Linked DNA regions of Homo sapiens: region 2 is linked to region 1. A link is an interaction called in ENCODE POLR2A ChIA-PET data of the cell type or tissue named here. Cell type or tissue: IMR-90. All regions are shown on one strand. Links, peaks and the distances in the headings refer to the core of each region. The heading gives the core; the rest is flanking DNA. Region 1 overlaps PLCZ1 (phospholipase C zeta 1). Region 2 overlaps PDE3A (phosphodiesterase 3A).

Evidence for each region. Peaks named below come from ENCODE experiments on the same cell type or tissue, not always from the same donor. Only the 100,000 strongest peaks of a DNase experiment are listed, where the experiment ranks them.
Region 2: POLR2A ChIA-PET joins it to region 1 with 8 read pairs; 1 of 35 experiments calls an interaction of 5 or more read pairs at or near these places.

Annotation. Positions count from the first base shown.
Region 1 is chr12:18,691,739-18,708,501 of GRCh38, reverse strand. It overlaps PLCZ1 (phospholipase C zeta 1), which reads left to right. Exons shown (of 15, transcript NM_033123.4): 7 at 3,187-3,336; 8 at 6,726-6,810; 9 at 6,934-7,001; 10 at 8,552-8,708; 11 at 12,236-12,352; 12 at 13,423-13,592. It also overlaps a transcript of PIK3C2G not described here and the pseudogene PSMC1P9. Among named protein-coding and RNA genes, the nearest start is that of PLCZ1, 38 kb to the left of the region's middle. In IMR-90, for the core only: no CTCF peak of the experiment used is centred there; DNase peaks (open chromatin) are centred at 8,051 and 11,331; H3K27ac peaks cover 154 bases.
Region 2 is chr12:20,479,410-20,487,409 of GRCh38, reverse strand. All of the region lies in intron 1 of PDE3A (phosphodiesterase 3A), which reads right to left. Among named protein-coding and RNA genes, the nearest start is that of PDE3A-AS1, 110 kb to the right of the region's middle. In IMR-90, for the core only: a CTCF peak has its summit at 989; DNase peaks (open chromatin) are centred at 469 and 3,419; H3K27ac peaks cover 584 bases.

The DNA.
Region 1 (16,763 bases), core at 3,485-11,484:
AATAACCATCTCATAAAGTTTTTGTGCTGCAGTGTTCACTGTAGAATTGTTCACAATAGACATGATATGGAAACAACCTAGTGTTCATTGACAGACAAATGAATAAAGAAAATGGATATATGCAATGGAATATGATTCAGTCTTTACAAAGAATGAGATCTTTCCATTTACCACAGCATGAGTGAGGACATTATGTTAAGTGAAATAAGCCAGACACAGAAAGAAATAATGCCTGATCTCACTTTTATGTGGAATTTAGAAAAAAAACTCTCAAATGTACAGAGATAGATAACCAAACAGTGGTTGACAGGAACGAGGTGTGGGGAGGGAGAAGAAAATGGAGAAAGGTAGGTCAGAGGCTACAAAGTAGCACATATGTAGGATGAAAAAGTCTAGACATCTAATGTATCATATGAGGATTATAGGTAATAAAGTTATACTGTATATGGTATTCATGCTGAATGAATAGATTTTAGCTGCTCTTGCTACAAAAATTTTAAAAAGGGTAACTGTGAAATGATGGATAGATGGATATGTTAATTTGATTCACTGTAATAACCTTCTTACTATCTACGTGTGTTCCATAACATCATGTTGTATACCTTAAGTATACACAATAAAATGCATTTAAAAACACCCAAAAGAGCAAGAAGTGAGATTTTAAACAAGGCTTTGAGCAGTGGAGACTCAATGAGACTTCCCAGCTGAACAAGGTGACTCAGTTTTGCAGCATAGATAAGATTAAAGTTTAGACTTCCTACTCAAGGTAGTCACTATTTGGAAAAAGAGGACATGAAATTACATAGACAATAATTATGACTAGGGAAGTCATAACTTGGTCTAGTTGCATGAGTTTACTAGAATAAATACATAAGAAATCTAAGTTTTAAGGGACTTATACTGCCAAAAACCCTCATAAGTATGACTCTTAGGTGAGCCTTAAAACAGCCTTTGGTAAGGAAATGGGGGGCAAACATTGCTTGGCTTTCAAGAGAGCAAACTCCTCAACATCCACTTTCAATGTGGCCAGGGAAGATAAAAGAAAGAGGATCTTCCCACAAGATGGAGCCAAGAAGAAAGAGAAATGATGTCAGTGACATCAGGGCCTCATGGAAGAATCCACCTTTTAGGCCATCACTTTGCCCAGTCTCAGAATTACTTATTATATTTGGAAAAAACTTTACCTATTCTTTTGGGATCAGAGTGAGTCAGTGGACTCACTCTAATTCAGAAGATCATTGTGTAGGTCAAATAAGGGCTTCCAAAAATATTAAGTTTTAATTCCTGGAACTTGTAAATGTTGTTTTATTTGGAAAAAGTGTCTTTGTAGATGTAATTAAGTTAAAGACCTCTAGATGGGGAGATTATTCTGGATTATCTGAGTAGGCGCTGAACACCATCATAAGGACTTTTATAAGAAGGAAGTAGAGAGAGATTTGATACACCAGAGGAGGAGGCAGTGGGAAGACAGGGACAGAGATTAGAGAGATGTGGCCACAAGCCAAGGAATGTGGGCAGCCACCCAAACCTGGAAGAGGCAAGGAGGATTCTTCTTCAGTGCCTTCCAAGGGAGTGCAGCCTTACCAACACCTTGATTTGAGACCAGTGAAACTGATTTCAAACTTCTGGTGACTAGACAGTGAGAGAATAAATGTTGTTGTTGTAAGCCACCAAGGTTTGTAGTAATTTTTGTCACAGCAGCCACAGAGCAATACACTCATACATTAAAAAGACATAGTAATAATCGACCCTGTTCTGAGTGCTGTGAAAATGCAGTAAGACTTGTGATTCCCTGGCTTGTTTACAAATTGGTAAATTTGTGCCCTGATAAGTATATATGAAATCAAAACAAAGAAAAAAATTGTAAATAAGATCCAGTGATGTTTTGTTCCCTATTTAATGGCAAGTTTTGAAGTTACAGCAATGAGAAAGGGCAGAAAATACCTTTGTAGAGCCACCTTCACTTAATAAAACTCCTTTGCTATTAGAAACTGGAAATATCTTTATCTTTGTTTCTAATTCTAAAACAATGAGTTTTGATTTCAGAACTTAAAACTGAAAAAGCAGAATATTGACATTTCCCCCAACTCATCAGTGTTAATAATGTTTTTGTTTCACTTTTTAAAATCTCTAAATATTTGTATATTAACAATAAAAATATAGCATGCTACTTTTTGGTAACTTGCTTTTCTTCATAAACCCGTAGATAACTTTCTATAGCAGTATAGATAGCTCTGTCTTCTTCTTTTTTTTTTTTTATTTTTATTTTTGAGACAGAGTCTCATTCCGTCACCCAGGCTGGAGTGCAATGGTGCAATCTCGGCTCACTGCAACCTCCACCTCCCGGTTCAAGCAATTCTCCTGCCTCAGCCTCCCAGGTAACTGGGATTACAGGCACCTGCCACCACGCCTAGCTAATTTTCTTTTTTGCATTTTTAGTAGAGATGGGGTTTCGCCATGTTGGCCAGCCTGGTCTCGAACTCCTGACCCCAGGTGATCCACCCGCCTCGGCCTCCCAAAGTGCTGGGATTACAGGTGTGAGCCACCATGCTCGTCCTGCCTTCTTCTTAATTGGTCTATATCATTCCTTTATATGGATATGGTATAATTTATTTATTATTATTATTGTTATTTTTGAGATGGAGTCTTGCTCTGTCACCCAGGCTGGAATGCAATGGCGCAACCTCGGCTCGTTGTAATCTCTGCCTCCCGGGTTCAAGTGATTCTCCTGCCTTAGTGTCCTGAGTAGCTGGGATTACAGGCACACACTACCACACCTGGCTAATTTTTGTGATTTTAGTAGAGATGGGGTTTCACTATGCTGGACAAGCTGGCCTCGAACTCCTGACCTCAGGTGATCCGCCCGCCTCAGCCTCCCAAAGTGCTGGGATTACAGTTGTGAGCCACTGAGCCTGGCCAGTATAATTTATTTAAATAAGTACTCACTGATGGATGCTTCAGTTGTTCCTATTCTTTTGGTGCAAATAGTAATACATTTCTTTTTATGCAGATTTAATGGTCTCTGTTTTGCCAAACTCAAAAGTACTTTCAGTTTAAAGAATAGTTATTTTGCAAAGGTACTAAACGTTAGAAGTAAGTTTTAAAATACATTAAGCACTTATATTAATTGCCTTACAATTATTTAGAAGTTTTGATGAATAACCATAGTAATGGTTACTTTTTTAGACATCTGACTACCCAGTGGTGCTCTCTTTAGAAAATCACTGCTCCACTGCCCAACAAGAAGTAATGGCAGACAATTTGCAGGCTACTTTTGGAGAGTCCTTGCTTTCTGATATGCTTGATGATTTTCCTGATACTCTACCATCACCAGAGGTAACATTTTTTTCTGAGAAACTCAGGTTAAGAAAAAAGTCCATGAAAACATGTCACTGTTATATTGGCCTGTGAAACTGGGCTAGAGACCAATGAAAATGCTTAGTTTTGATCACGTATAGAGGTTTATTTTTGCAATGTTGCCTAGGGAATGTTCTCATGAATGCTTAGGTGAATATATTTCGATTAAAATTTATATATATATACATACAACCCACATTTTGATTGTGTCTCCTACCCCATGGGTCCACAATATCAAAGCAATTAGTATTAAGGACCAGAAATTTAGTATGTTTTACAGGCAAAAGTCCTAGAAAGTGGCAAAAGTTCTAGACTATAAATAGTCAGTACCCAATATCTCAACAGCTGGGTAGCAAGTTCCCCTTTAAAAAATCTACTCTTTTCAATTTCCCTGTCTCTATGACCCTTTCCGTCTTAATTTGAGCATACTGAAGTATTTGCTTTGAAAAATCACGTCCACATCTACCATCAGGACTTCACTTCTCTCTCTGGCTGTCTCTTTATTACTCCCTCTCTATGGCCCGGTGCAGTGACTCATGCCTGTAATCCCAGCACCTTGGGAGGCTGAGGAGGGCGGATCCCCTGAGGTTAGGAGTTCACAACCAGCCTTGAGCAACATGGTGAAACCCCGTCTCTACTAAAAATACAAAAATTAGCTGGGTGTCGTGGCATCCACCTGTAATCCCAGCTACTAGGGAGACTGAGGCAGGAGAATCGCTTGAACCCGGGAGGCGGGGGTTACAGTGAGCCAAGATTGAGCTACTGCACTCCAGCCTGGGCAAAAAGAACAAAACTCCTTCATATTGAAAAAAAGAAAGGAATTACTCCCTCTCACGGCCCAAATTTTCATTTTCTTGTCTCCTTGCAACCTGTTCAGTCCCTCTTTCTCTTCTAATTGCTTCACAGGAAAGTTCCCATCACATTCATCAAAGATTTTCTTACTGATAAATTCTAATGAACCTCTTTTAGTCTTCATCTGGTTGTCCTCTCATTAACATTCAATACTGTCGACCTCCACTTCCTTTCCCTGAATTACTTTCTGTTGTAACACCACATTCTTTAGCCTTCCCTCACTCCTCTTTGACCACTCCTGCTTAGTTTCCTTTGCTGGGCCTTTCTCCCTATCCCAAATTTTATCAGATTACAAATAAACTTTCTTTTTGATGAATAGTATTGTCTAACAACAAATAGTTTGGTTTTGACATGTCTTCATTTTTGCTAGACATAACAATATTTTTGTAATATTTGGGTATTGCCCTCTGTATTTTCCTTATTTTTTTTGCCAACTTAAAATAATCAAAAGGCTTGGGATTCAGTTAGAAGAATTTATTCAAGTGCATAGTGTAAGGGTAGCTTTCTGGGACACACAAGACAGCAAAGAATAGTAGTCATTGCTCCTGGTGTGGGAAAAAGTGAAAATTGTTTTATACAGGCAAAAACAGAGGTACAGAACAGAATTACAGTATTTTCCACACAAGGGTTAACATACAGATTTAAGATTTGATTGGCTACGGTTGATTACACTCTAAGGGGTTTGCTTAACATTCTATTGTAAAGAGGTAATCACAAGGTTCTCTATCTCTAAGGTCATTTAGTCAGGGTTTGAATAAAGAATAAGGAGTCTGGTCAATGTATAACATCTCAACACAAAGGTCAGAAAGCAATGGTCATGCACCATCGAAGAAAAACAGCTGTATTACATGACTAAGTTTCCAGGGCTGAACTTTTCTCCCTGACATAATAAATTTGGAAGATCTTCAAATTTTACTTCTTTTAACATTTTATTTAAATCAGTGAAAAATTTTCAAGTGAAAGTGTTGTGACACTAGTGACAAGACATATAGGGCTGATGATAGAACTGAGACAGAAAAAAATGAACTGTGTGATAAATGGAAAGACCACGGTTCTTTTGTGGCATAAGAATGCCCACAGACTCAATGTGTTCAATTGTGGTGGAAAGAAATAGTAAAGAATTTCGAAACATATCATCAAAGATTAAACCCAAATCATAGTCCAATTCTGGAACTTATAATTTTCAGCTTTCTTGGAAGAGAATCCCGCTTCCTATTATATATGAATCTATTTTTCTAGCATTCCCGTACATAGCTTTCATTCAAATTTTAGCTCCATATTAAAGCAGGGAGGTGCTTTTCAATGAGTAAATAAAGAATTAAAGTTACCCTGTAATCCCAGCTACTTGGGAGGCTGAGGCAGGAGAATCTCTTGAACCCAGGAGGCGGAGGTTGCAGTGAGCTGAGATCATGTCACTGCACTCCATCCTGGGTGACAGAGTGAGACTCCGTCTCAAAAAAAAAAAAAAAAAAAAGTTACTTTATCCTACAATATTCAGTCCTTGTGTGTAAAAGAATTGCCTAGAGACTTGTTAAAGGAGGCCCAATTCCAGCCCCACAATTCAAGATTCTGATTCCCTTATTTTGAAGTAGATCCTAGGAATTTGTCCCTTTCCCAAGCACTTCTGATAATATTCTTGATACATGGGATTGCAGAGTGCATTTGGTAAACTCTGCAGTGGAGAGTATCATAAGGGTCATTGTGAAAGAGGGAAGACCCAAGATGATGGAATAATTTGAATGGATGCCTGAGGATGACAAAAGAGAAAGGACAATCAAAGCTCCCTGGAGAAAAGAACTTTACTTTATAACCCAGATTTCAGCATTGTATATAACAGAGCCGGTACTTAAATGTACTTGTTAAATTAAAGAAATTATCCTAAGGGCAGGAATAACCAAGTGAAAGAATGGAACCAGAAGCCTTCAAATTTAGAACAAGTGACACTGATGGTAAATTTTGCTATGCTTCTAAGTTTGAAGGACAGAAAATATTAAGTTAATGATGTTTATGTGTAATACAGAAGAAATTTGAAGAGCCTTTATTACGAATCTTTAATTTAGTCTATACTAGATGCCAGACACTTATGATAGACATTTTAATATACCTGATTTCATTTAATACTTTTTAATGTTGGATAAGAAAATGATGAGCTGAAGCGTTTACTACCAGAAGTTGTAACATTTTCATTGCAATATCATGGTAAGTATTTATATATATATACTTTTCACATATTTCAAATTGTTGGAATAGTACCAACTTGGGAAATATAAAAAAAATGGCATATGGTAAGTCTCAATCATAACAGGCTTATTTTTTGGTGAATTACAATCAATAGCATTATATCACTGTATTCATTCCTCTACTGAGATGTGAATAGGGGTATGGGAAAAAATGGAGTTCTTACATATCTTATTACTGTAGGCTAATTGGAAATATAGTGAAACACTTTTCAGTGACTGTTACAATGCAAATTTACTTGTAAATGTGTAATTGTATCTCTCAAATTGTTTCCTTAGGCACTAAAATTCAAAATATTAGTTAAAAATAAGAAAATAGGAACCTTAAAGGAAACCCATGAAAGAAAAGGTTCTGATAAGCGTGGTAAGGTGGAGGAATGGGAAGAAGAAGTGGCAGATGGAGAGGAGGAGGAGGAGGAGGAGGAGGAGGAGGAGGAGGAGGAGGAGGATAAATTCAAAGAATCAGAAGTATTGGAATCTGTTTTAGGAGACAATCAAGACAAGGAAACAGGGGTAAAAAAGTTACCTGGAGTAATGCTTTTCAAGAAAAAGAAGGTGAGGTGGTGTTTTGTGAAAATCTTACAAGTGATTGGAAAGTTTTCTAATTTTATTCTTGGAGATTTTTTTAAAATTCTGGAGAAAAATCATTTTCCTTCTTATAAAAACTCTAGTCTATCATTTACAATTTACTTTGAAAACATCGATGGTGGAAGATGAATTTTTTAAATTGCCTCTTTTCTTATGTTAGCTGCTTAAACATTTTTTTCTCTAGGCTGAGCACGGTGGCTCATGCCTGTAATCCCAGCACTTTGGGAGGCTGAGGTGGGCGGATCACATGAAGTCAGGAGTTTGAGATCAGCCTGGTCAACATGGTGAAACCCCGTCTCTACTAAAAATACAAAAATTAGCCGGGCATGGTGACGCATGCCTGTAGTTCCAACTACTTGTGACGCTGAAGCAGGAGAATTGCTTGAACCTGGGACGCGGATGTTGCAGTGAGCCGAGATCGAGCCATTGCACTCCAACCTGGGCAACAGAATGAGAGATCCTGTTTCAAAAAAAAAAAAAAAATCTCTATAATTGATAAATATTATGCATTCTTATGAAACAGGCTTTGTGCGAAGTGCAAAAGATGCAGAGATACACAACGTAATTTCCCTGGTCCCAAGTAAAGACAAAGACAAGATTCAATATTAATAATACATAATGTTATATGTATATACATTAGCATGATGAAAGAAAGTATATTAGGTTGCATGTGACACAAAACCAATCCAGCTGGTTTAAATAAAATGATAATTAATTAATTGGCCTACATAGATGAAAAGTTCAGTGAAAGGGATTTTAGTTTAAAAAATGACTTGATATAGTGTCTCACATAAAGTCAGCAGAACTTCAATTCTTTCTCCAGCTTTGCTCCCACTTTCTCTGTGTTGGTGCATGGCTATTGCAAGGAGTCAGCTTTATATCATTTCAGCTTCAAATCCAGTGGAATGCCTATCTCTTGGCAGAGCAACTATTTTTTTTTTTTTTTTTTTTTTTTGTACGTTGGCTCTGATCTGGTTATGCGCACATCCCAGAACCAATTACTGTTGCTAGGGGAATGCAAAGCTCTGTTTAGCTGGCCCAATCTGCCTGACTCATACTTGGATTGAGCATGAGCAAGAAATGTTTTCCCAAAACAAAACTTGGGAAATGGCTAAAAAGAAGTGTAAAAGAAATAGATGCCAGGTTGTGAAATGGCAAATGTTCGCTATGTAATAGAAGTCATTTCAATATAAATTTATTAATGACAAAAATTCCTAAAATTATAAAATTCATGGGAATACACTGAGATCTTTAGGAAAAAAATAAATAGTAATAATTGTGGTCCTCAATACTTATTACATTAATCATGATTTTTAAATTTAAGCTAGCTTATCTTAACATTAAATATTTTTTTGTTCCCAAAAATAATCATATTGAGTTAATCAAATGGTGTTTGAGGAGATAATCTTATGAAAAGATGAAAATCATTTGTTTGAAAGTGTATTTTCTTTACTAGAAAAAATTTTTTTTCCCAATGATTAGCATAAAAATGTAAAATTACTGCATTTTATTTTTAGACCAGGAAGCTAAAAATTGCTCTGGCCTTATCTGATCTTGTCATTTATACGAAAGCTGAGAAATTCAAAAGCTTTCAACATTCAAGATTATATCAGCAATTTAATGAAAATAATTCTATTGGGGAGACACAAGCCCGAAAACTTTCAAAATTGCGAGGTAAATTTTTGTGACTCAAATAGATGAAATGTTTAAATGAGTTAGATTCACTGCTAGGGTGTTAAGATTGCTCAATGATATTTATAAAATGTATATTCTCATAAAATTTCAACACATTTAACATAATTTAGAATGGGGTTACATACCTCAGGTCTCATTAAGTTTTATTTCATGGAACTTAGCCATTAATTAACTTTCCTAAGCCATGACATTTTGATTGAGAATGTCCGATGTGGCCACATTTGTTGAGGGCTGGGGGGCTGTGGTGAGCAGCTTGTATAGGAGAGCAGTGACAGGGCTGCAGAGGGAGGCAGAGCCGAATTAGAAGGCTTGAACTTTGTCCTGGAAGCGAAGGTGCGCAGGAGAAGATTGAACTCTCAGGAGTGGCATGATCCACTCTATTTCTAAACGATACCTCTGATAGCAGCCAAAGGGTGAGATTGCAGGCAGGAAGGCGGTAATAAAGATTTCTGGCAGTGAGAGTGGAGACAGGATGAACTTTGTGGATTTAATAGGCATTGAAGAGGGTAGGGTTAATCAGACTTGGAGGCTCTATGCCTATGGTGAAGGAAGGGGAAGAAATGGCGCCCAGGCTGGACTACCAGATGGCTGTGCAGAGTGTGCATGCCCCACTGCACACCTGTAGAGGTGCCATCTGTCTCTGCATCTTCCTTTCACTGCCTCTAATTCTAAAACTGAGGTGGTTATTCTGTTTGGCAGTGCCCAAGGTAAAACGGGGCCTGAGAAAGAGAATAGAAAGAAGACTCATTATGTGGGGAATGTCCCAAACTTAAAAGGGAATGAGCAACTAACTTAAGAGCCAGGTGACTCTGCTAATCCTCAAAAAATGGCAGTTTTTTTTAGTAGCAGGGGTATGGGGGAAGTAAGGACAATAATGGATACAAAACTATAGTTAGAATGAATAAGACATAGTATTTGATAGTGCAACAGGTGACTACAGTCAACAATAGTTTATTGTACATTTAAAAATAACTAAAAGAGTATAATTGGATTGTTTGTTACACAAAGGATAAATGCTTGGGGTGATGGATACACCACTTATCCTGATGTGTTACTAGACATTGTATATCTTTGTCAAAATATCTCGTGTACTCCATAAATATATTTATCTATGTACCCACAAAAATTAAAAGTTAAAAAAATGCAATCTACCATCTTGTGTAGAAATACCACAGAAGGAAAATCAGCACCTGCAATTGACTTGAGAAAAGCTGCTGGCTGTTTGGGAATGCGGATTCTGAAAGCTTTAATGATTAACCTTATTGGGCTGGTCATAGATACCCAAAGATTTTGAAGTATACTTTAGTTCATATTCTCTAACTATCTATTAGAGAGATCCTGGATTTTTTAAAGGCTCTTTTCCTTTTTTAACCTGTGTGTTGTAACCAAAAATCAATTCAGTAGGTCTGGACTACAGTTAAATAATAGAATAGAATAGAGTAGTATAGAGTAGAATGGAATGGGATGGAATGGAATGGAATGGAGTAGAATAGAATAGAATAGAATAGAATAGAATAGAATAGAATAGAAGAAAAGTGTATTGCAAGCAGTAATAATAAATATGGTTTTATGAAGCAATTGTGCATCGTGCATGTGAGTTGGATTGTAAAATGTATTTCTTGCTGTAAGGTGTGGTTAAGAGAGTTTGAATGACATGCTTTACTGGTCTCTGTTCCTTCATGTTGTTCATGAGGACAGGTCCTCATGTTGTTCATGAGGACAGGACCTGTAGGCACAGCATAAATTAATTATAATTGTATTACTCTCATCATATTAAATACTTGCAAAAATTTTGGAAAGGAATTAGATAGTTCTGAGTAGAGTCAAAGTATAACATTACCATTTCTTTGAAGGGGCATAGAGCATTTTTCTTGCACCAAAAGTTATAGTAAATAATCAATGATGTCTGCAAAGGTTTAACTTCAAGGATGCCAATTATTATTATAAACATAATGAAAATCATTAAAAAATAATGTTGTAGATGAATATTATTGAAATGAAATGATGTTCACATTATTATAGTAAATAAAGATAACGGTTTGTGAAAGGGAACAAACATTATCATTCAACTAAAAATTATACACATACAAAAGAATGGGAAGATATATGTGAAGGAGTTATCAGTGGTTATCAGTTGAATGATGACATATGGTTTGATTTGTTCTTTGATGTCCTCCTATTTTACAGTAAACATGAACTGTATTTGTAATAACAAACATGTTTATTTTCTAAAGGTTAATCTCAGAAATAACAAAATCATATTATGTTATGAGACCTTAGTCATCATTCACATTTATTACTTTGTAAATGAGAAACATTAAGACTCAGAAGAGTATGTGTTTTGCCTAAGGACAGACATCTGTTAGGACTAGATAAGGGAGCATGATACTTGGACACCTATGCTGTATTTATACACACATGGTTTCAAAATAAACTTTCTCTCAAGGAATGTGTAACTTTTGAAAATAAATATTGATAAAATTAACTGTAATTTTTAATTTGACAATGCTTCCTAAATAATAGTATTTAGGATGAAGGGAGAGGTGATTCTATTCTAGTTGGTTTAGCAAATGAAGTGAGCCATAAGCAGTAACCATTCTCCCATGATGAGTCACTATATCAGCAGGAATGGTTGCAGAAACAGGATCTGTTTAATGAAAAAAGAAAATCCTTGGAGAAGCATGAAATTTGTGTTCAAAAATTTGAAGAAGGTGCCAAATGGTAAAGGGTTTAAGTTAGTTTGAATCTCAAGTGACTTAAATATTATATAGACAAGAAGAAACACAAAGAATATGTACAGAAACTAAAATAGACTGTGTGTGTATGTTTGTTCCTGTTTGTGTGTATACTACAAATACGTAGAGATTATCCCAGTAAGAACGACATTTGAAATAATTAAAAGCATTGAAAGTTTTTCAATGGAGACATGTAAACACAGATTGAATAAACTTTGGGGGAAGATGCTGGAGTGAAGGGATTGGAAGTCGAACTGGACAACTTTGGGGTGCCTTTCAACCCTGAGAACCTGTGAAATGTTCAGTAGGATTAATTTAGCTGGAATCGTATAGCTTTGTGTGACTTCCATATGATTCTGCCCTACTGTGAAAATCAAAGTGGAAAAATAATAAGGGAAAATGCTGCTTTTGTTTTGAAAAATGAATGGATTATATTTTGGAGTTTTATGTATTCTTACAACAAAGTGAAATAATTTGGGTGTAAAAAATATATAAATTATCTAATCAATTTTTTCCTTGAATGATCAGTGTACATACATTTTATGATAAAATTGTCACTAACATCTAAATAATAGTGAATTATACTATAAACATAAAGGCATGGATTTATTTTGATATTCATGAATTGCAAATTTTTGCCAAGACAATACATATCAAAATTGTTGAAACTATTATAGAATTATATGATATATATATATATATATATATATATATAGTGGCTTTTTAAATTTATTTGAATTCTTTCACAATGTTTTAATTATTCTTTTTCAGTCCATGAGTTTATTTTTCACACCAGGAAGTTCATTACCAGAATATATCCCAAAGCAACAAGAGCAGACTCTTCTAATTTTAATCCCCAAGAATTTTGGAATATAGGTTGTCAAATGGGTATGTTATATACGATATTGAGTTGTTTGCAGAAGTAACATAAAATGAATTCATTTTATGAATGTATGAAAAACTCGTGAAAAGGGCTTTCTGTAAAAGATTTTTTAGCCCGGGGGCTTTGGGGTCAGGCACTAATGGTGGGTCATGTGTTGTAAGAGTTGAAGTCATTCCTATCTGGGTTGAAGCGGGGTAAATCTCAGTGATGGTTTGGGGAATGGTGGTTAAATTCACGAGGAGTTAATATGAGACATGTGTAGTGGAGGAAGGGAACAAGGAAACCCAAATGGACATTGAAGATCAAATTCCTTTGCTTGAGGTATGCTCAAGGCCTCTTCAAATCAAGTGACCTCTATCATTTATACTTTACATGAGCTTCTACATTCATAGTTTTGAAAAGTGAATAAGATTGCCTAACTTGGTTATTTGCCCTCACCAGACTCTTATTCCAAATTGAACAGCTAGTACAGCACTGCACTAACCCATCAGAAAGTACCAGGTGTTACCCTTCTACTGGATTGTGGCAAGGCCTGTAGGTGTGAGGAGGGGGGATATTGGGGCTGGGTGGAGGGTGGAGTGTGGTACTCTCTACAGTGGCTATTTACCAGGCTATACTGAGGTACTTCCATATTGTAACGACAATTATTGCTTTGCCTGTTTCTCACTTTCTCCTCAAGTGACAACAGCATCTCATGGACTTGAAAATTTATGACATAGTTGATGTCTTTACCTCTTGCATTCAATGCACTGATACTCTTTATTCTGACATTTCTTAAGTGTTACCTGACATGAACATTGTTATTCTGTAATCTGTACTGGATACCATTTTGATTTCTTTACTCAAAGCTGTGTAGTAATTTACTTACAGATTAAACTTTGCAACTCATCAATATACATTAATATAGACATGGCAGGAGAAAGAGTTTTAAAAATCATGAATTATTAGGCTAATGATACTTGCTCATAGAACATTTGGGGACATAGAATCCATTATTAGATTTCAGTAAGTGGTTTGTGTTCCTTTATTTGTATTCTCTATTACCTGACAATGTCAAAATACTTCTTTCTTACAGTGGCTTTAAATTTCCAGACCCCTGGTCTGCCCATGGATCTGCAAAATGGGAAATTTTTGGATAATGGTGGTTCTGGATATATTTTGAAACCACATTTCTTAAGAGAGAGTAAATCATACTTTAACCCAAGTAACATAAAAGAGGGTATGCCAATTACACTTACAATAAGGGTAAGATTAATAAATTTTCTTTTACATTTTTTGGTTATTATATAAACTAGATAGTGTACATTAGTATTTTGAATTCCACTGATTTGCTTCAATTTCTTTTAAATTTCTGTTAATCTTTTCAGGTACTATATGTGGGTAGTATTCCAGCATCCTTCTATATCTGAAAAATGTCTTCCTGTTGTAATTTTACATGAATGATTATCTGCCTGTGAATTGACATATTGAGGCTAAAACCTTCTCCTCTCAAAGTTCTACTATATGATTTCATTGTATTTAGGCATTTAATATTGTGAGATACAGGTCTCAGTTCAGCCCACTAATTACTTTGTGGGCATGTTACTTTTTCTCGCCTTTGATGAATTTTACCTGGAAATTTTAGGAGCCCTTTTCTTTTCCTCAGTCTCCACAATTAGGCTTTTGTAGGTCAGGATTCTTCCCCCCATATGTCTGTGAATATCATTTGATTACTTAAAAAGAAAAATTATCCATATGTCTTTCTCCAGTATCTGTCTTCAGTGTCTGTTAATTTGTGTCAACTTTAACATATTCCCTTTTCCTCTGCATGTTGGGAGAGCTTTTTTGTTTGTTTGTTTGTGAAAGAGCGCGCTTTATTGGGAAGCAGACTGCTGCACAGTGACCAACAGACAGGCCACCCAGTGGGCACTTACACATCGTACTCCAAAAGACACAGGATGTTTTGCTAATAAAAATCAATGGGAACAGAGATTCCTCTGGGCAACTCCCCCAGCCTCATCCCTTTCAGGGACTGAGAAATCACCCAACCATTTTCCTGATGGCAGCCGTAGTTCACTAGAGATACAGCCCCTCAGGGGTGTCTTCCTGTTTCTTATAAAGAACATTTTCTTTAGATTTTTTGAAGTCTTCATTTGTTACTTTCATTCTACGTTCTCTTAAGGCCATCAGACCAGCTTCTGTACAGACTGCCTTGATGTCAGCACCAGAGAGGTCATCTTTAGCCATGATCAAGTCGTGCAGGGTTACATCATCAGCCAGCGTCATCCTGCTTGTGTGAATCTGAAAGATGGGCTTCTTCGTCTTTTCATCAGGCAGGGGGAACTCAATCTTCCTGCCAATGCGGCCTGGTCTGATAAGCGCTGGATCCAAAGTTTCTATTTGGTTTGTGGCCATGATAGCTTTCACATCTACCCTAGAATCAAATCCATCCAACTGGTTCAGCAGTTCCAACGTTGTTCGCTGAATTTCTCTCTCACCACCAGAATTGGAGTCATATCTTTTTGTCCCAATGGCGTCAATTTCATCAATAAACACAATGGACGGTGCACGTTCTTCAGCAACTCGAAACAATTCCCGTCCGAGTTTGGGCCCATCACCTAGGTACTTCTGAATAAGTTCAGAGCCAACCACTCTCAAGAAAGTGGCTGAGGTTTGGTTTGCTACTGCTTTGGCTAACAAGGTTTTACCTGTGCCAGGTGGACCACAGAGAATGACCCCCTTGGAGGCTTTATACCCATCTCTTCATAATATTCAGGATGGGTGAGAGGAAGCTCCACAGATTCCTTAATTTCCCGAATTTGGTTGTCCAACCCCCCAGTATCTGCATAGGTCTCTTGGGGGGCCTTTTCCACCTTCATCACTGTGACCAGGGGATCCATGTCATCCATCAGCACCCCTATCATGGTATGCACCTTGTGGTTGAGCCTGACCGAGCAGCCAGGTTCCAGAAGATCCTTGTCTGCAAATGAAAGAATGCTGATGTAGTGTTCTGAGCCCACAGATGTAGACACGATGGCATGATTGTCATCAATGATCTCTTCCAAGATTCCTACTGACATTGGGGTCCCCCTCAGATCATCCACTTTTGATCTTTTCCCTTCTTGCTTTTCTTCTAATGGTTTCATTTGTTCCTGATTTCTAATGAATTCTTCCTCCATGAGAAGATAGTCTTTAATTCTCTCTAACTTCAGTAATTTTAACTGGCACTGAGTGTGAGGTGTCACCAGTGGCAGTTTGCTGGCAGCATCTGGTCCCTTTGTTTTCTTCTTCTTTTTCCCCACTGTAGTTGGTACAGGAGGTTCATATTTCTTTTTCTTGTCCTTGAGTTGTTAGAGCTTGTCATCCTTCTTGCCACCTCCAGGACCATGACCACCACTCTGACTTTGACCCATCTTGCCTTGGCCTGGGAGAGCTTTTAACATTTTTTCTTTATGTTGATGATTCAAAGTCTGTATTTGATTTTGTTCTTTACTGATTTCAATGTAGAAATGATTTTTTTCTCCTGCATAATTAGTCCTCCTGCCCCATTGCGGTTGACCTCATATTGCTTCCTTTTTATTTCTGTCTGTATCCCACCTAGCACCTTTCCTCCAGACTCTCGTCTTATTATTTTAGCTTTTATTTTATCACATCCTGTAAAACCTTATGGAGCATAAAAGCAGTTGTCTAAGATTTGTTTCCATTAGTAAAGACTTTTCAAAACGTTTTTCTTTTTCCTCTATAACCTAAGTGCTATGCTTATTTTCTTTTTAAAATGTCATTAAATCTTTTGAAAAACCTCTAGTTGCTTTTTCTCTCCACTTACTTATGAGCAGTTCTATTTTAGGCTATAACTGTACCTGTTGTTTGCAAATCAATAGAGTGGCTATGGTTTCATTGGTCCCTCTTTCTATTTAACTAGTTACTCCTAGAACTGTATAAACCATCTCAGATCCTACCTGGAATTTTGTAGTGTTTATGTTTCTGTCCCTGGCCAGCAATGTCATTACTTAGTGAAGCTCTGCCAGCTGCTGAGCGCTCCTCTGCTCCCCATTACCTGGCTGTTAGAGTGCAAGAAATGCTGGGGCCTCCAGAATGTGCTTCTCCTGCGACTTTTCCTGGCTCAGCTCCTTTTTCCACCATCGTAATACCACAGGATTTGGGAAGCTACACTCCACGTCTACTTCAGGACCTAGCCACTTTATCTCAGCTGAGAATGGGAGGATTGAGAGCTGTTTTCCAGAAATTAATGTGGAAAGTATAGCAAAGATGACCAGGACTAGAATGATCCTGACCATTGCAGGAAACAGTGCCTGTGAAGTATGTAGCTGGCTTTTGTATTGTCTGTTAAGGAGTTTGTGACTCTGATGTAGAAGCATTTAATGGATAGGCAGCAATTGCCTACAACACTGGATTGTTGGTACTCCTTCAAGGTCT
Region 2 (8,000 bases), core at 1-8,000, 1.8 Mb before region 1:
TTACAGGCATGAGCCACCGTGTCCAGCCTTATGCACCTTTTTGTAAATTCATTTAGCACTTCTTTTCTGACTTTAAATGTATGTGATACTTTAACTTCTCATTTGAATCAGTTGTAACATCTTACTGGTTCCCTCATTAATCAATCAGTTAAATGGAATTTTGGGCATACATTCATTCATATTTGTATAAGTCATAATTTATTTAAATTATTCTTTAGTTCTACACATAGGCATGTGAACACACACTCACAGACACTACGCCAGTCAAATTTAATATTATATTATGCTTGGATTTTAAGTACTTCTCTTCACATACTTCTCTTTATTTTTTAAAATTTGTTCAGTAAGCATTGATTATTTCAATAATTAGAAACAAAGTTTTAAAAAACTATGAAAAAAATTCAAGTAATGCTTTGAAAGTCTCTACACGTATCTCTAACTCTCAAACAAACATGTGATTTTAATATCTGTGATTAAGCCAAGCGTGGTGACTCATGCCTGTAATCCCAACACTTTGGGAGGCCAAGGCAGGCAGGTCACTTGAGGCCAGAAGCTGGAGACCAGCCTGGCCAACAGGGTGAAACCCCATCTCTACTAAAAATACAAAAACTAGCCAGATGTGGTGGCACATGCCTGTAATCCCAGCTACCTGGGAGGCTGACGCATGAGAATTGCTTGAACCTGGAAGGCGGGGGTTGCAGTGGATTGAGATTGCACCACTGCACTCCAGCACAGGTGACAGAGCAAGACTCTGTCTCAAAAAAACAAACAAATAAGCAAAAATCTTGGATTAGGTGAACCACATAGAAGCAGCCAGTTTCTAAATCACCACATCTATCATATTTTCCTTTTTAAAAACATGAGGAACATATACACTGGGAAGTAAGAATTGTTAATCTTAATGAATGTATCCCTCTGATATGGTTTGGCTGTGTCCCCACTCAAAATCTCATCTTGAATTGTAATCCCCATGATTCCGATGTGTCAAGGGAGACACCAAGTGGATGTAATTGAATCATGGGGATGGCTTCCCCATGCTATTCTCATGATAGTGAGTTCTCAAGAGATCTGATGGTTTTAAAGTGTTAGGCAGTTCCTCCTGTGTTCATTCTCCTTCCTGCCACCTTGCGAAGAAGGTGCATTGCTTCCCCTTCACCTTCCACCATGATTGTAAGTTTCCCGAGGCCTCCCCAGCCATGTAGAACTGTGAGCCAATTACAGCTCTTTCCTTTATAAATTACCCAGTCTCAGGCAGTTCTTTATAGCAGTGTGAAAACAGACTAATATATGCTCTATCAATATAAATGTCAAGGCAATATATTTTTAAAGGTCTATCAGCGATAGGCTAAAATAAGAATTTATAAATGTGCTCTAAAAGAACAACTATCCCTTGGATTTTATTAGGAGAAACACTAAAATATTAACAAAACCTCAAGCCGTGGCATCCAAATAGTAGTGAAGTAAGGTCCTTAGTCTTGTTGGTCAGGCCACAGACTCCTCAGTTGTTCCAAAGAACTCATCTGAATGATTGGATTTACAGTTTTGTTTTATTTTTTGCTAATCCAGAAAAACACAAATCTTTGTACTCCATAGCCTGCCATATTAAAAAAGAGCACAAATGCATTAAAGATAGTAATAATACTTAAAAGCAAAATTAAGTATATAAGTAAATACAAAAAGGTAAGTAAATGTCAGAAGGTTATAAGAACATTGATTTCATGTAAATGTAGATAGGTGAATCCTTAAAATGTGCTAGTTTTCATGTCAATATCAGCAGAGAGTTCATTATGAAATCTCAGTCCATTTTCTTACTAAATAACCCAGTATACTCGAATGAATAATCTTACTTTGTCTTATTCTAAGCCCTGAGAATATAAAGTACTCTGAAAATGTATTAACACTAATCAAAAAAGGACAAAACAAAGTTTCAGAATTCTTATGGGTTGAATTGTGTCCCCCCTAAAAAAAAACATATTTGCAGTTCTAATCCTCAGTGTGAATAAACATGACCTTATTTGAAAATAGGGTCATTGCTGATGATCAAGTTGGAGTCATTAGGCTAGGTTCCAATCCAATATGTCTGTGTCTTTATAAAAAAGAAATTTGGATTCAGAGACAGACATATAAAAAGAGGCATGGGAAGAATGCCATTACAAGCCAAGGAATGCTTGAGTCCCCAAAAGCTAGGAGAGAGGCACAGAATAGATTTTCCCTCGCAGCCCTCAGAAAGAACCAACTTGCTGACACCTTGATCTTCGACTTGCAGCCTCCAGAACTGTGGGACAATGCATTCCTATTGTTTAAGCAGCACAGTTTTTGGTACTTTGTGACAACAGCCCCAGGAAACTAATACAAAAATTGACATTTCATTGTCTAATTTCACATGCTACTTTTGATCTCAATAAAATATGCTGAAAGTTTGCTATTCTCTAAACATATTAAGAATGAATGACCAAGGTATTTTCTCAAGACTCATTTCTTTCCTCCAAATTCACCACCCATCAACACACAAACCACACCAAGAAAAGGAACAAAAATAAATAAATAAATCTTTGAAGATGATATAGTAATTTTTTAAACACGAATTACAACTGGCCTTTCTAGTCATCCGTACGTCAATGACCATTATTAGTTATGTTCCCTTAACATCAGTGATTTCACCCTTTACAGCCATACTTTCAAATTCTGAGGCCATTTCAAAGTGTATGTTTTATCCTACGTATAAAAATTAAATGAGCTAACGTAATAAAGAACAAAAGGTAAAAGACAAAGCAGAAAGTTTAAACAAAATTCAAGTCAAAAATTGCTGAAATGTTGATTAAACCTAATGGAGCTCATTAGCCATTAATAGATACCAGTGTTAAAGTGAAAAAGAATAAGCACATTGTGTTCTACAGAGAAACCCCTTTCCTTCAGAAATCACAGATACGCCAAAAATCACATTTTCCCTTACCCAATATGATGAGAAATTGTACAAGAGAGATACGTTGATTTGGGGGAACACTGATTATACTTAACTCTGTTTTTATTACAAATGGGTTTTATTTAATAAGCAACAGTTAAAATATTAAAGAAAAACCTTATATAAAAATTAAAACAGACTATTACTGAATTATATACATACCACTAAGCATAGCATACTTTTAAGAGATAAAAATCCCAAGGAAATTATAGTAACTACTTTGTTTAACTCAGAGGGACTAGTTTGAGGAGGGGAGATACAAATTTGTATGTATTGCAGAATTCTGTCTGCATGACCTACTATATAAAGAAATTAAGTACTTAGGTAACAGCTAAAAATATTCCAATATATACACAAGGAGATTTTTGAAAATACTCCAGAAAGAAGGCAAAATTTAAAGAAAAAACAAAAACAAAAAACTGTTCACTAAGCTATGAGTCAGTTGGATATGGGAGGAGTAAAGGAACCAGCAGGCTAGGAGGTTCCAGGCAGCCTGCTCACACATCCAGAGCCCTATAGACAAGTCTTACATGAGGAAAGTTAAAAGCATTATACATTTTTAAAATCACATTTTAAATGTCTATACATCTGCGCTCATAATTTTATCTGGAAGATAAAAGGCTATGAGAAGTAAAACATGTTGAGATTGGAACAAATATTAGATAATCCATCATTAATATTTATCTTTCCCTCCAAATTTTTCTTTGAGTTCAAAAAAGATTGAATTTTAATCTATACAGGAAGATGATTTCTCCATAACAATTAAACTAGAAAGTAGATTTCTAAACATTACAGTAAAAACAGAGTAATATAAGGAAATAGGAAAGGAACATCATGTGCTTTACATTTTAATAAAATACGTCAAAGATAAAAGTATCTCTCTATATTAAAAAGTCAAAGTTCTAATTCAAGTAACACATACTTGATACTGGGTTATTCTCAAAGCAGATACCATTTTACATGAATGAGCGTGATTTTTTTCTTCTCATTTGCAAGTCATTTGCCAGAATTTGTTACAGCTTACAATCTTTTAGAAGTTTGTTTGTTTTTTGTTTTTGTTGAGATGGAGTGTCGCTATGTCAACAGGCTGGAGTGCAGTGGTGCGATCTCGGCTCACTGCAACCTCCGCCTCCGGGGTTCAAACAATTCTCCTGGCTCAGCCTCCCCGGTAGCTGGAACTACAGGCGCCCACCACCACGCCCAGCTAATTTTTGTATTTTTAGTAGAGACGGGGCTTCAACATTTTGGCCAGGATGGTCCCGATATCCTGACCTCGCGATCCGCCCACCTCGGCCTCCCAAAGTGCTGGGATTACAGGAGTGAGCTACCGCGTAAGGCCTCTTTTAGAAGTTTTGAGATGAAGACTGATATGTAGGCATCAAATCTCCTTAGTAATGTTGTCTGAAAAAAGGATGTCTAGGAAAAGCAGTGCTATAAAGAGAGGAAATACAACTTTTATGTTTTAAAAAAATCAAGCAGAAACTTTTATTTGCCTAATTCCTACGTCATATCGTACTTTGCACTTTCTAGGAAAAAAATCTTTCCACAGAAACATGAAACATTGCTTTTGAAAGACTAGAAGCAACCAACTAAAAATTAAGCAATTGTTGCAAATTAAATCTGTAGTACAGCTGCATCCATTTAAAAAGAGCAGCTGCTGAAGAAATAAAAGTACATTCTCTGCATCAAACTACAAAACATTCAAAAACATAGTGACATTTGATTAAATGGATATTTATTAGAGACAGTTCCATATGGCTTTTACATAGATTCTTTCACATAAACACCAGCTTCTCTTTTTATGTTAGAAGTTGAGAAGTGCTTATCTCTAAAACAGTCAGACATACTTAGTTCCAATTTTGTCCATTGAGAAAAAAACTTTTATTTTAATGTGTATTATAGCTCAGCCAGCTTGATTATGTATAGCTGGGCTTCAATGTTTTGCACTGTTCAACTTTGTGTGCCAGAATCTGCTTCTCTTCATCTGAAACTCTTCTTATTCCTCAACTTGAACATGATTTTTTTCTTTCCCTACATGTGCCCAAGTAAAACACTGAAGTAAAGCTCATTCAAGAGAAAAGCACACTTATAGAAATGAGGGAATTTCTCTATGCCATGGCCTTCTGGTAAGTTATTCTGGAACAAAAATATTTGTGTTCCTATATGGCTTAGAAACATTCTTCTACATCAGGTTTTTTTTTTTTACAGAAAAAAAAATACATGTGTGCAATGAATACTTTTAGTCACTAAAATACTTTTCATTTCTTAGTTAAATGATCAATTATGTAATCACACGAGTCAAAACAACAGGGAGAAATAATCTTGTGCTTTCTGTACTTGTTAGAGAAAATTACTTGGGGACCTTGTTAAAAATATCTATTTCTCGCTGAGCGTGGTGGCTCACGCCTGTAATCCTAGCACTTTGGGAGGCCGAGGCAGGTGGATCACGAGGTCAGGAGATCGAGACCATCCTGGCTAACACGGTGAAATCCCGTCTCTACAAAAAATACAAAAAATTAGCTGGGCGTGGTGGCGGGCGCCTGTAGTCCCAGCTACTCGGGAGGCTGAGGCAGGAAAGCGGCGTGAACACGGGAGGCGGAGCTTGCAGTGAGCCGAGATCGCACCCCTGCATTCCAGCCTGGGTGACAAGAGACTCTGCTCAAAAAAAAAAAAAAAAAAAAAATCTATTTCCCAAGTCACTTACATGGAGAATCTGAATAAATTGTTGAAGCCGAAAATCTGTAGAGTTTGGGGGATTTGTGAAGAGATGCTCTAAGCAATAAATGGGATTCATGTCAATGTTCTTAAAAATACATAAATATTAAAATGCTTCCTTTACTTATTTTTGCTGGCTGTTTCATTGTGTTACTCTATATGTAGCTAACAAAGAGTAGGTCCTATAGTACCCCAGTTATGATTAGGGATTGATCTAATAGGGCAAGAGTCTTCTTATCCAAATGACTAGGACTAGTTAATAACAACAACAACAACAACGTCAGTAAATACAGTTGAAAGAGCCACATAAAGCAAATAATCATGTTTAATAATTAAATGAGCATATAATAAATATTCAGTTTCAACTTGAAACATTCATTATTCAGACATTCATTCACCAATCTTTCTATGAAGGGCTAAAATCCTGCAAGGTTTAGGTCTCCTACTCTCTATTTCATGTCACCTTTAGAAGAAAGGTAATTTAAACATCTGTAATGCTGCACAGTTATTTGATTACAGTTTTACCCACAGTCCCTAATTATTTCATCTACACCTCAGTTAACATATATGCTGTATCTACTTTGCCTTCATCAAGTCTTTCAAAGAAAGCATTCAATCAAGTTTTCATAGAAACAACAACATTATTTTTGGCTTATATTTCAGTGGTTTATATAATTTTTAATTAAATTCTGCAATTACAACACTAAGGAAAAGTGGCATAAACTGGCCAGGTAACCACCACAATTGATGAACATCAGTTGGTATTTTTAACAGAAAGACTCCAGAGCACTGGTTAACGCTAGCAAGTTGGTTAAGGTCAAGTCAATGAAGACAATTTCTCCTATGGTTTCATTTCAGAACCTGAATGGCGTTCTGCCTTCACTGTCAATGCTAGTTTTGTTTGGTTACTTTGAGAGCTTCTCCCACTAGAACTTATCTTTGTGAAAAGATAGTGGAAAAAGTTATTCATAAATTTTCCTTTCACACTGCCCTACTATGGTTTTTAAGCTGAATGAATTCACTTCTAGGCAAATCATTACTTTAAGAAAAATCAAAGTTACATAATCCAAAGCAAAGACAGGAGGGAAACTTCTTTCCATGAGATGAAAACAGTCAATAAGTTAAGGAAAATTATTCCTAATAGACTTGCAAATAACCTAGGCATTTCTTCAATAATAAGATCCTCTGTGTGTGTGTTTTGCAAATGCTATATTTTATTTCTTTGAGAAATAACATTTTTAGAAAAAGTAGTTGATCATGTTAAATTATACAATGCTTTGGACACACAGTAGCTTGTCCATAATCAGAAGAATTTTTATATTCTGAAAGCTTTACTATGTAAATGATAAAGATGTTAATGGAAATAAGTTTAAAAGCCCTGAATGCAGAGGGCCCCTGCTACATAGCTAAAAAATATATAACCTGGATGATGTTCTATTGTTTTGACTTGGAGTTTTATCCTGTGGTTTTCGTACAATTAACTGTCTTTTGTAGCATTGACACTAACTGCCAAATCCCTCTCATTGGTTGGCCACTGACACATCTCAAAGATACATCAAATACTCAAACTTTGCATGTTCTGACTTCAAAGACAGTAAGGATTTGGCCTCACAGCTATTAAATGAGGCCAGGTAGCAGCAGCAAGAGCTTGATGGACAGATGAGCTCATCTTCACTGCTGGCCCCATAGGCAAAAGAAAAATTTTTCTCCAGTGCTTGCTTTTGTCAACAGTGATGAAAAGAACTCAGAAAAAGATGGTTAAATCTTGACAAACTAAGTCTTTTAAATATTTGAGGACTTCAGGCTTAGATCACCCAGCTTCTCAATTTTGCTCTTTTGTATACCTTCCAATTGCTTTGCTATACCAGTCCATTTAAAATCAATTTAAGACTTTGTTGAACAATGTTCAGCTATTAACATCTGAACTTACAGGAGTTCATAGAAGATTTCGAGCAATGAGTGATGATCTTCAAAGCAATGGCGACTGAAGCTGCAGAAGCCTCTTGCCCAAGTGTCCTCAGTGTAATATCACTTTCCAAACACAGTTTCTTCCACGCTGCCCCAGGAAAGCATTTTATAAATGTGCTCATGTTTGACCATAAACTCAAAGGAGCAAGATTAAATATAGGATGAACAACCAAAACATTCTTCTGCAGTGAGATTCCTTTTCCTTAATTCCCTTTTAACTCACAAGAAGGGATAGGGACAGTTCTTCAGTTCTGGCCCTCAACAACCAAGACACATGATAAGCTCAAGAGATATACTCAAGGGATAGCAGAGAAGAAAACACTGAAAGAAATTTAGGTAAAAAGGTAATACATGA